Regions from separate parts of the Mus musculus genome. Here region 2 is linked to region 1. A link is a contact called in ENCODE Hi-C or POLR2A ChIA-PET data. All regions are on one chromosome and are shown on one strand. Each heading gives the region's core, a stretch centred on a gene start or an enhancer-like site at or near the end of the contact. The rest is flanking DNA. Distances are from core to core; before and after follow the strand shown. Region 1 holds the start of Cdk5rap1 (CDK5 regulatory subunit associated protein 1). Region 2 holds the start of Snta1 (syntrophin, acidic 1).

Region 1 (5,224 bases), core at 1,049-3,548:
TAGGCAACCACTCCACCACACAACTCTCCCCCAGCCCAGCCCTTCAGTTTCTTTAGAGTAATGCTACTTCGTGGGCTCTGATGGTTTTATATTAATCAACCTGCCCACACTATCAACTTCCTAAAGCCAAGAATGTAGTAAGAGAACAGCAGAAGCAATCAGGCCACAGAGGCTGCAGTGGAGCAAGGAAGCCAAAGGGAAAAAATAAAGCCAACCTTTTCTCTGCCTTCCTAGAAGTTCATCCCCCGAGAGATAGGGAGGTGGGTCCTCCACCTCTGGAGAAGATGGTTTCTCTTGAGGAACTGAAGCACTTCTTAAAAAATGCTGAAAAGTCGGTCCAGTGGCTAGCCTGGAGCTGAAGTCCTTCTGAGCTTCTGAGCTCTTCGCCTCTGGACTGGGACAAGGAGTGCTGGACACACTGCTTTGTGCTCTGCAGGTCCTAAGCAACACCCAGCACATGGAGGTGAATGGTGCTGACAACCTCTGTACTTGGAGGACACACCGTAAAGGATGCATGGCACCTGCAGCCCCAAATCTGCAAAGGAATGAAACACACCAGTATTTACGGCACACTCCATACAGGACTGCTCTGGACACTCCTCCTCGCTAAAACAGAAAAATGCTTTTTGGGGGGAGCAGGGCTCATAAGAGATGTTGAGACTTAATCTCAGGATTATTCTGGGCTGGCCTGGAACTCAACTTCCTACGTAGTCCAGGCTGGGCAGATTGTGAGGTTATGTGAGGTTAGGTTTGTTTGTTTGTTTGTTTGTTTTTTGAGATCTTCCTATGAAGTCCATACTGACCTCCAACTTTTCTCATTCCTCTCACCTCAGTCTTCCAAATGCCAGAATCACAACCCAGTTCCAAGGTACTGTTTTGTTTTGTTTTGTTTTGTTTTGTTTTGTTTTGACAGGGTTTCTCTGTATAGCTCTGACTGTCCTAGAACTTGCACTGTAGACCAGGCTGGCCTGAAACTCAGAGATCAGCCTGTCTCTGCCTCCTGAGTGCTGAGATTTAAGGTGTGCACCACCACCTCCCTTAAGGTACGTTTTATGATAGTTTACCTTAATCTAAACATGGTAAACCTATATTCCCAGTAACCTGGGAGGCTAAGGCAGGAAGATCATTTGAGCCCAGGACTGCCTGGACAACAGTGAGGGCTCTTAAAATATATTATATCTCTAATTTACAGGTGAAAATAAATAAAGGCGGCTCAGTGACATGGCTTAGTGGATGAAGGCACCTGCCACCAAGCCTGACTCCCTGAAAGCCACACAGTAGAAAGAATTCTTTTCCATAGATTCTTCTATCTCTACACATACACTATGTATGGCACATTCATGTGCATGAGCACAGGAACAAAAACCAAATAAATAAAATGTAATTAAAAAAAAAAACACCAACCTACTCTCTTGTCGGAGAGGAGACTTTTGGTTTGAGTTTTAATTTTTTTCACATTTTTATTTTTATGCATATTATGGTATGTGAACCATCTTAACAGCCCAGGTGTGAGCTTTCAAATCATCTACTTCTGCCCTTTAATTGTTGTGTGACCACGTTTTTACAAGTCAAATTTCCACCTCTGGACTACAAATGTCATATCCATTTTGGAAAAAAAAAAAAAAAAAGTACAATAGGACCTTACCCCTTGCCAGATGTTATAAGAATTACACATTAAAAACTTAGATTGGGGGAGGGGGGGACTTAGAGCAGTGGCTCAGTGGTTAAGAGCACTGACTGCTTTTCCAGAGCCTGAGTTCAATTCCCAGCAACCAAGTGGTGGCTCACAATCATTCACTAGCAGCCCACACTTCATTTCAAAGCATGGACCTTGGCCGGGTTCTGGGCGCGTCTTCATGTATGAGTGTTGGGGTGGGGAACGGTCCTTTCTGACGAACCTGGTGGAAGGATCAAAAGCTTCAAGTTTTTGCACAGCACAGCGCGGAACCACCTACCACATCCAAGCGTGTGAGTGCTAGGCGTGGCGGCGGCAACTGCGTGAGCCCCGTAGCCCCTCTCCGAGGTCTATCAGACCCCATCTCTGCTTCACAGGGCAAATACTAGGGCTTAGAAGGACGCTGTGACTTGGCCAAGAGCCGGCAGCGGGGCTGAGCTACACTCGCAGCGGTCCTACTCAAGGCCTAACACTGCCCAGTGATACCTTCTCCTAGCGCTTCTGGCTTTTCCTGGACGGTGCGAGCCCGCCCTGCGCCACCGCGGGTCACCCGCAGGACACTAAACTCAATCTCAAGCCTCTCACCTCCCACAACTGCAAGGTCCGCGTCCGAAACCGGAAACTGTCGATCTGCGTGGGTTCCCTTCTCAGGAGTCCTCCGCTGCGCGCCTAGGCGTGCAACTTCTGTTCCGCCGTGACTTTCGCCCGCGGTGTTCTAATGGTAGTGTTTCCTGCCGGCTTCGAGTCCCAGGACCCTGGCTTTGAAAAATAAAGCCGTGAGACCTACTACTTCTTTAAATGCTAATACCGCCCCCCACCCCCACCCCACCCCACCCCAAAAAAAAAAGTTAAGTAAAGCTTAAAACCAGGTAGGCGGGCTGGAGAGATGGTTCAGCGGTTAAGAGCACTGAGTGCTCTTCCAGAGGTCTGGAGTTCAATTCCCAGCAACCACATGGTGGCTCACAACCATCTGTAAAGGGATCCGATGGATGCCCTCTTCTGGTGTGTCTGAAGACCGCGACACTGTACTATTATGCATAATAAATCTTTTTTAATTAGAAAAACAAACAAACAAACAAACAGGTGGGCAGTCTCAGAGTCTGTATCTGCCCTTGCCCCAAGAGAGTAAGGGATTCTTAGGGGTGTTCTGCCCCCTGGAAAATAGGAGCTCTGACTTCTCCTCAAGCCTGTCACCCGTTAGCTCCCTCCTGCCATATGTACTTTCCTTCCCTCTCCTCACCAGACCCTTTAAGAAAAGGGCCACCATGGGGCTGGTGAGATGGCTCAGCATGTAGGACACTTGCTGTTTGACGACCTGGGGTCTAATCCCCAGAACCCACAAGGTGAAGGGAGAACTGGCTCCCACAAGCCCTCTGAACTTCACAGATAGGCCATGGGACATGCAACATCTCTCTCTCTCTCTCTCTCTCTCTCTCTCTCTCTCTCACACACACACACACACACACACACACAGACGTCTCAGGACGCTGTAGCACACTTCGGTGTTCTCAGGAGGCAAAGGCAGGCTAATTCGAAGCCAGAAAGAGCTACATAGTAAAATTTCGTAGATGATGGATAGACAGACAGACAGGCAGACAGACAGATGGAATAGAATAAATGTAAAAAAAAATAGAAAAGAGGCTAACCAGTGGTTTCTGTGGCTAGCTCTGAACGGCCTCGTCTTTCCTGGATCTCCCAGATGGCCCTGAACAGCCTAATTGTTCCTCACTACCTCCTTACCCTACTCCTGTCACATTCCTGCCCTGGCCCTCTCAGCCATTCTCCCTTCCCTGTTGACTCTAGCCAAAATACCTCTTCTCCCCCAGACCGAACCCATAGTCCCTACACTCAAGAAAATGCTGAGAACAGGATTCAGCCAGATCGGAGCCCTGGGGTCAGAACCACCCTATGTAGCATAAGTGTTTTTTCCAAGCTTCACCATAAATATTAGTTTTAAAGTGTGAGACATTTAAGTGTAAAACATTTGGTTGAAGCACAAACTGCAGGTGGACAGTTCAAAAATCTACAAGCATAGAATGAGTAGCAAAGAGGCGCCCCCTCCTGGCCTCTTCCTGTCATGACTCTCATCAAGAGACTGGGTTTGGAGGGAAGGAGTGGGGGGCATTCCCAGCCTTCCTCTTTGCCAATGGGCTTTTGTCGTTTTGTTTTGTTTGTTTTGTTTTGTTTTGTTTTGTTTTGTTTTGTTTTCATTTATGTGTTTATGTATCTGGGCAAGAAGCCGGAAGTACTTCTGTTTGGAAAGCCAGAAGCTAGAGTTGGCTCAGTCTGTAGGACACTTCCAAATGAAGCTAGAGTTACAGGCAGTTGTGAACCACCTGATGTGGGCCCAGAATCAAACTCTAGTACAATCCTCCAAAAACTTCTCAGCTATCTCTCCAGCCCTCCAACAGTTTCTGTAATATGTTACCTCTGCATTCTCTGGGTAAGACATTTTGGACCTCATTCTCCTGTTTCAAAGACAGTCTCAATGCGCGTGTCCCCTCAATACCATAACCTTCAAGAAAGTGGACATAGGAGGTAGGGTCTTCACAAAGTGACTAGGTCATAAAGGTAGAACCTCATGGTTACCTTATTTAAAAGAGCCCAAGCTGGGCACAGTGGCACATACCTTTAATCCCAGCACTCCGGAGGCAGAAGTTGTGGCTCTCTATAAGTTCGAGGCCAGCCTAGTCTACAGAAAACGTTTCAGAACAGCAAGAGAGAGAAAGAGAAAGAAAACCCTATCTTGAAAAAAAAAAGATTTTTAAAAGACTAACTCATTTTACAAATTTAAGGGTGAGTATACAAAAGTAGTCATGTGCAAAGGCTCACGCAGCAAGCAGTCCTTGGGATCCAGCCACAGTTCACGCTGATCCCAAAGCCCTATTCTTAGCACTGACTAACTCAACCTCAGACTGGCTGGGTTCCCTCTGGGGCTGTGCTGGCTGACAGTTGAATAACCATAGCCAAGTAGTGACTGCTGACTCCAGTCTCCTTGCCTGTAGGGTGGCAACTGTGTGGTGAATACATTGCAATGTGGGGAAGACATGGATAAGGAGTGGGGCCAAAGGATCTGGGGCTGTGGCAGTAGTCCACTGTGGGTTCCCGGGCTAGTGTGGGATTAAGGACTGATGAAGGTTAGAAAAAGAAACAAACTCCTCTGACTCCAGAAGTTTGGGGATCCCATGTTCTGCTCGCTTTAAGACCTGAATGTTCTACCTGCCATGATCATCTTTCATCTAATTCTGCTAGTTGGTGAAAGTTGCCATCGTGAGCACTCATTCCCCCTCCACCCCACTGTGACTGTGTGTTCTCTTCACCGCTGTCAGGCAGATGACCTGAATGGCCCATGTGATTGACTGTTCTTTGCATTCCACAGACCTACCCACAGGGCAAGCACACCCTAAGAAGCCCAACCAACAGCCCAGAACAAAAGTGCCCTGCCCAGCCCAGTAGTAGAACTGTCAATGCACAGTCCAGGCTCATGAAAGGAAATGTCTGCTGTTGCAGGCATAGAGACTGGACTGGGTTTGTCCAGGGTAGGGGTCA
Region 2 (5,224 bases), core at 709-3,208, 35 kb after region 1:
TCCATTCCCCCTTTAGCTGACTAGGAACGGTATGATTCCCTGGACAGTCTTTAGGGCAATAGTAGCTCTATAATTAAGATTTAAACCCTGGTTCTGCCATTCACTGACTGAACCCCAGGGAAATTATTTTTCTCTTCTGAGTCTCAGTTCTCTTACCTGCAAAAATGGAGATTGAGCTCACCACTGATGATTAAACTCACCTTTCACCACTGATGGTCAAGATGGAATAGACCATGAGCTAAATGTAGTGGCCACAACACCTAACATTCGCCACCATGCTTATCCCCTAACCTGGGCCAAAGGATCTAAGCGAGCTATCACACAAGCACCTCCCAGGAGGCCTGGGAGTATATGAATACTTTCAATCTGACGGACAGAGGGACAGAAATGATGAGTCTAGCGCTGGCTATGAACATAGATTTTTTTTTCCATTTTTTATTAGGTATTTAGCTCATTTACATTTCCAATGCTATACCAAAAGTCCCCCATACCCACCCACCCCTGAACATAGATTTTTAAGCACCGCGTTTAGTTGCTTTGAGAGTCCCTCCTGGCCTCTTTTTCTCTCACACATGCCGGCAAGCCCTGCTCTCAGAAACATCCTCATTGTAAAGTTACCAAAACAGACTCAGAAATGGGAAGTGACTTGTGGAAGTTCACAGTTCTAGAACTCCAATGGCAGCCTAAATGAGTTAGGGAAGGAGTCAGTCGGTAAAGTGCTTGCTTGGCATCTATAAAGCTCTAGGCTTGATCCCCAGCACAACATAAACCTATTTTAGCAGCAGAGCCCAGTAATCCCAACACTCTGGAGGTGGAAATAGGAAGATTATATTCAGTGTTCTCCTCTGCTACATAGTGACCATGTGTCTAGCCTGGCATACATGAGATTGAGATCATGCCAAACACTTGTCAGTCTTGGAAACTAAGAATTCTCAGGAAGGAATGGCAACTCTGGGTTCACTCTCTCCATGTACCTGTTCATGTACAAATGGGCAGATGAGGAGACTCAACCCTAGCCATCAGGACTCCCAGCATAGGCAAACAGCCTCTGAAGCCCAAGATGTCTAGGTCCTTACTGGCCCCTTCTCTGCTAATGCCTGTGCCTCCTACCCATCTCTGGCACCCACATTGGGCTCCCAGACTCCAGGCCTTTACCAGTCTGCCTAGGTTGTGTCTCATGACTTCCACCTCCTTCTTGTTCTAGCAGTGTCCCAGGCCTCAAGTCCCTTTCCTTTCACCGCCGCCCCCGCCCCTGTCAGTCTTCCCGGGGACCCTCCTGCCCTTGGTACCCATAGCTACCATTTTGCTTCAAAACAGAACTAAGCACCAATGTCCTTGGTGCGCCCCCCCATCCTTCCACACTTGTGTCTTCTGAGTCACCTGAACTCCCCAAGCCCCTTCCGACCTTGGTGCTCTTCCCTCACTCTGTTCCTTCCTCCCCCGGAGACTCCTTTCCGCCCTAGACAGGTTTTCGTTTACCAGCCCCCATGACCCCTGAGCGCTCCGCAGCAGCACAGACAACACGACCCCGTGCCCTGGGTGCCCCACACCTACCCTTGATGCTGATGCCCAGCCCGCCGGCGTCGGCCTTGCGCACCGTCACGCGGCGCCGCTGGAGCAGCAGCGCTTCTGGCAGCTGTGGGGGCGCCGCGCCGGGCTCAGCGGCGCCGTTGAGCTGCGCGGGCTCCGGCTCCGGGCCGGGCTCGCCGTCGGCGGGACTCACGGTCAGCGCGTCCTCCGCCAGAGAGAGCAACACCCGCTGCCACCGCTCGCCACCCGCCCCGGAGCCCGCCCCGCAGCGCAGTTCCAGCAACCCGGTGCGCGGAGCGCGCCTGCCTGACGCCATCTTCGCCTCGAAGTCCCAGTACACTGCGCTCGCCCGGTCCCGCCGTACCCGGCCCGCTCCGACCCAGCGCCCAGGGCAGAGGGCGGCGGGGCAGCAGAGCCAGTCGCCACCCTACCCCGGCCTCGGGGGCGGAGCTTCGGAGGACAGGCTGTCGGGGGCGGGGCTAACGGGGGCGGGGCCCCGGGAGTGACTGAAGAGACGCTACCCGGTAAACTAAAGATGTGCAGCGGGATCACTTGGGAGTGGGTCAGAACCGCGTTCCCTCACGGCCACAGTTAGAGGAGGTTGAGGGTGGGGCGCTCTGCGGAACATAAAGGGGCCGGATTCTATGGATGGGGCAACACAAGGATCCAGTTCTGTGCGCCGTCGAGGATTGGACCGTAGCTCGTGGAAGCTGAAGGACAAGAAAAAGAATCAAGGATCCTGGGGTAGGGCTGCCTGTGTCAGGACCATAGGCTCCAGGGACTTTGCAGACAGAGTTAACTGGCAAACGAGCTAAGGAAGATGGTTTCTCACGTTTTGTGAGCCATGGGGAGAGGGTACCAGTAACAGTCTGTGGGCCTGACTCAGCTTAAGGGTGCAGCCTCTAAAGAGGTAAGCCTACCCACCCACCAGGAGGAGAAATGCCACTCCTTTGAGGGTTTGGTCCCATCACTTGAAGGTAGAGGCTGAAGGGTCTGCAAGTTTGAGTCCAGTCTAGGCTACATGAGACCCTGCCTTTAAAAAATAAAAATAAAAGTGAAAAGACATAAAGAGATAGAAGGCTCAGCGGTTAAGAGCATGGGCTGAAAAAAAAAAAAAAAAAAAAAAAAGCCGGGCGTGGTGGTACACGCCTTTAATCCCAGCACTTGGGAGGCAGAGGCAGGCGGATTTCTGAGTTTGAGGCCAGCCTGGTCTACAGAGTGAGTTTCGGGACAGCCAGGGCTACACAGAGAAACCCTGTCTCAAAAAACCAGAAGAGAGAGAGAGAAAGAGAGAGAGAGCATGGGCTGCTCTTACAGTGGAGCAGAGTAAAATTCACAGCATGCACATTGGGCAGCTCACAACCACTTGTAACTCCAGCTCCATGGAGATCTGACACCACTAGTTTCCTTGGGAACCTGTATTCACATTGCAAACAAGTACACCCATGCACACAAAAATAGTGAAAATAAATAAAATGACATATGATTTTATATATATATATATATATATATATATATATATATATATATGCAATACATGTATGTCACTTATTCTGTGTTTGCATGACACATGAGCTGGCTGATCTATGCTATCATTTGTGCCTTGGGTAAACCCTGCATAACTGAGACACATGAGTACTAAAAGCAGACCTCTCTTCTAACCTGGGTCTTTCTGGCTTCCAGGCTCACATCCCTCCTACTCCCTTGCCCTGCATGCATAGCAACAGGAGATAATTTCACTCTTCACTCACGGAGCACTTATCGAACTAAGCAAGATGCCATCCATTTGCAATCACAGCATTCTGGAGACTGAGGCAGAAGGATCATGATTAATTCTAGACGAACTATAGTTCATAGCAAGTTCCAGGTTATACTTTTTAAATTATTTTAATTTCTTTGTGGATTGATGTTTTGCCTTTATGCGTATCTGTGCTCCACATATAGTCCTCGAGGGCCAGAAGAGGACACCAGATTCCAGAAACAAGAGTTAAAAATAGTTTTGAGCTGCTATATGTATGCTTGGAATTGAACTCCAGACTTTAAGTTAAATATTGAAGGACAAGCTAGGCCTACTAAGGAAGATCTGTAATCTCAGATACTCAGAAAGGCTGAAGCAGAGAATCACAAATTCAAGGCCAGCCTGGGCAACTGAGTGAGACCCTGTTTTAAATTTTTAAAATACAGCAACAGGTGGTAGCGGTGGTACACACCTTTGATCCCAGCACTCAGAGGGCAGAGGCAGGTAAATCTATAAGATTGAGGCCAGCATGGTTTACAGAGTGAGCTCCAGGACAGCTGGGGCTACACAGAGAAAGAGAGAGAGAGAGAGAGAGAGAGAGAGAGAGAGAGAGAGAGAGAGAGAGAGAGAGAGAATCACCAGGAACTGAGGCCCTTTCCCAAGACCAATTCTAGAATTAGATCCTTAAAAGTCCCCCCACGTATTGTCCTGCTTAATGAAGCCCAGACAGACTTTCTGGGAAGAAACCTTAGTAGAGAGCTCCTCCCCTAGGGAATGTTCTCTGTGGACAGAACTGAGGAAAGGGGAAGTGGGCAAGTAGGTGTCTGTATACCAAGCAGCTAGCAGAGAAGGAGAAAAGTGTAGAAACAGAAAAGTATGTGTCCTGTGCGTGTGTGTGCATGCGTGTGTGTGTGTGTGCGTGTGCGTGTGTGTGTGTGGTGTGTCCATGATCACACAGCATCAGTGATGCCAATTATCTGCTTCCCTGCCCTGCCAGCTACCTCATCAATGTGTAGTCAGAGGAATGCTCTACTCTCCCACTTAGTCAGCTGTAGCCAGAAATTGACCATACACAGGAACACACACACACACACACACACACACACATGCCTGGCTACCTACCAAACCCCTGGGCAAAGCTCCCAGAGAAAACTGGTTCACTCCAAAGAGATAGGAGGGGAGCTGGGAAAAGAAAAACCACAAGGGAACTGCCAGCCAGAGAACCCTACTGGCTCACGCTATGTGTGCAAGTCTGAAGTCCTGGTCTTACAGTGAGTTTCCTCTGCACAGGCTCCAGGACATGGAGCAGGAGTTCCTGTGCTCCCAGCACTCATGATGAGGAGCGACATGACTGAGTACATCACCCAGTAAGTGCTTTCTATGGTCAACACTCAGGAGGCTGAGGTGGAATTTCCAAGTTTAAGGTCATTCTACATACCAATTGTCTCAAAGTAAAACAGCAAAACAGTAAGCCTGGGTCCCTCTTTGTGGGCTTGGTCAGTGGAAATGGCTATTAAGTAGAATGTATTATCTCTTGTTGCTGAGACCGATGATCATGGGATAGAGACACAGCTGTCCCAGGCTCTACAGAGGGGTTTAGTCAGGTTACATGGCACGCAAGAGGCAGAAAGCCGGGCATGGTGGCGCACACCTTTAATCCCAGTACTTGGGAGGCAGAGGCAGGAGGGTTTCTGAGTTCGAGGCTAGCCTGGTCTACAAAGTGAGTTCCAGGACAGCCAGGGCTACACAGAGAAACCCTGCCTCGAACCCCCACCCAAAAAAAAAGAAAAAGAAAAAAGAAAGAGGTAGAGGCAGAAGGATCAGGAGTTAGAGAGCAGCCTGGACTCCATGAAACTCTAGCTCAGAAAGAGAGACAGACAGACAGACTAGACAGACAGAGAGAGGAACAGGGATTTGATAAAATTGCTCGGCAGTAAAGGCACATATGTCTAAGCC

What was found. A loop is a pair of places that touch in the nucleus more often than their neighbours do. ChIA-PET counts read pairs that join two places held with the same protein, here RNA polymerase II (POLR2A).
Region 2: a loop to region 1 is called in a map of gastrocnemius, with 6 times the contacts of the local background. The contact joins the promoter of Snta1 here to the promoter of Cdk5rap1 in region 1. A Hi-C loop is called at or near these places in 5 of 37 maps with a recorded cell type or tissue (gastrocnemius and heart). POLR2A ChIA-PET finds 5 or more read pairs at or near these places in 3 of 5 experiments (Patski and embryonic stem cell).

Annotation. Positions count from the first base shown.
Region 1 is chr2:154,370,421-154,375,644 of GRCm38, forward strand. Cdk5rap1 (CDK5 regulatory subunit associated protein 1) reads right to left here and starts at 2,299. Exons shown (of 14, transcript NM_025876.2): 1 at 2,261-2,299; 2 at 216-535. The coding sequence starts at 516.
Region 2 is chr2:154,406,126-154,411,349 of GRCm38, forward strand. It overlaps Snta1 (syntrophin, acidic 1), which reads right to left and starts at 1,959. Exons shown (of 8, transcript NM_009228.2): 1 at 1,555-1,959. The coding sequence starts at 1,846.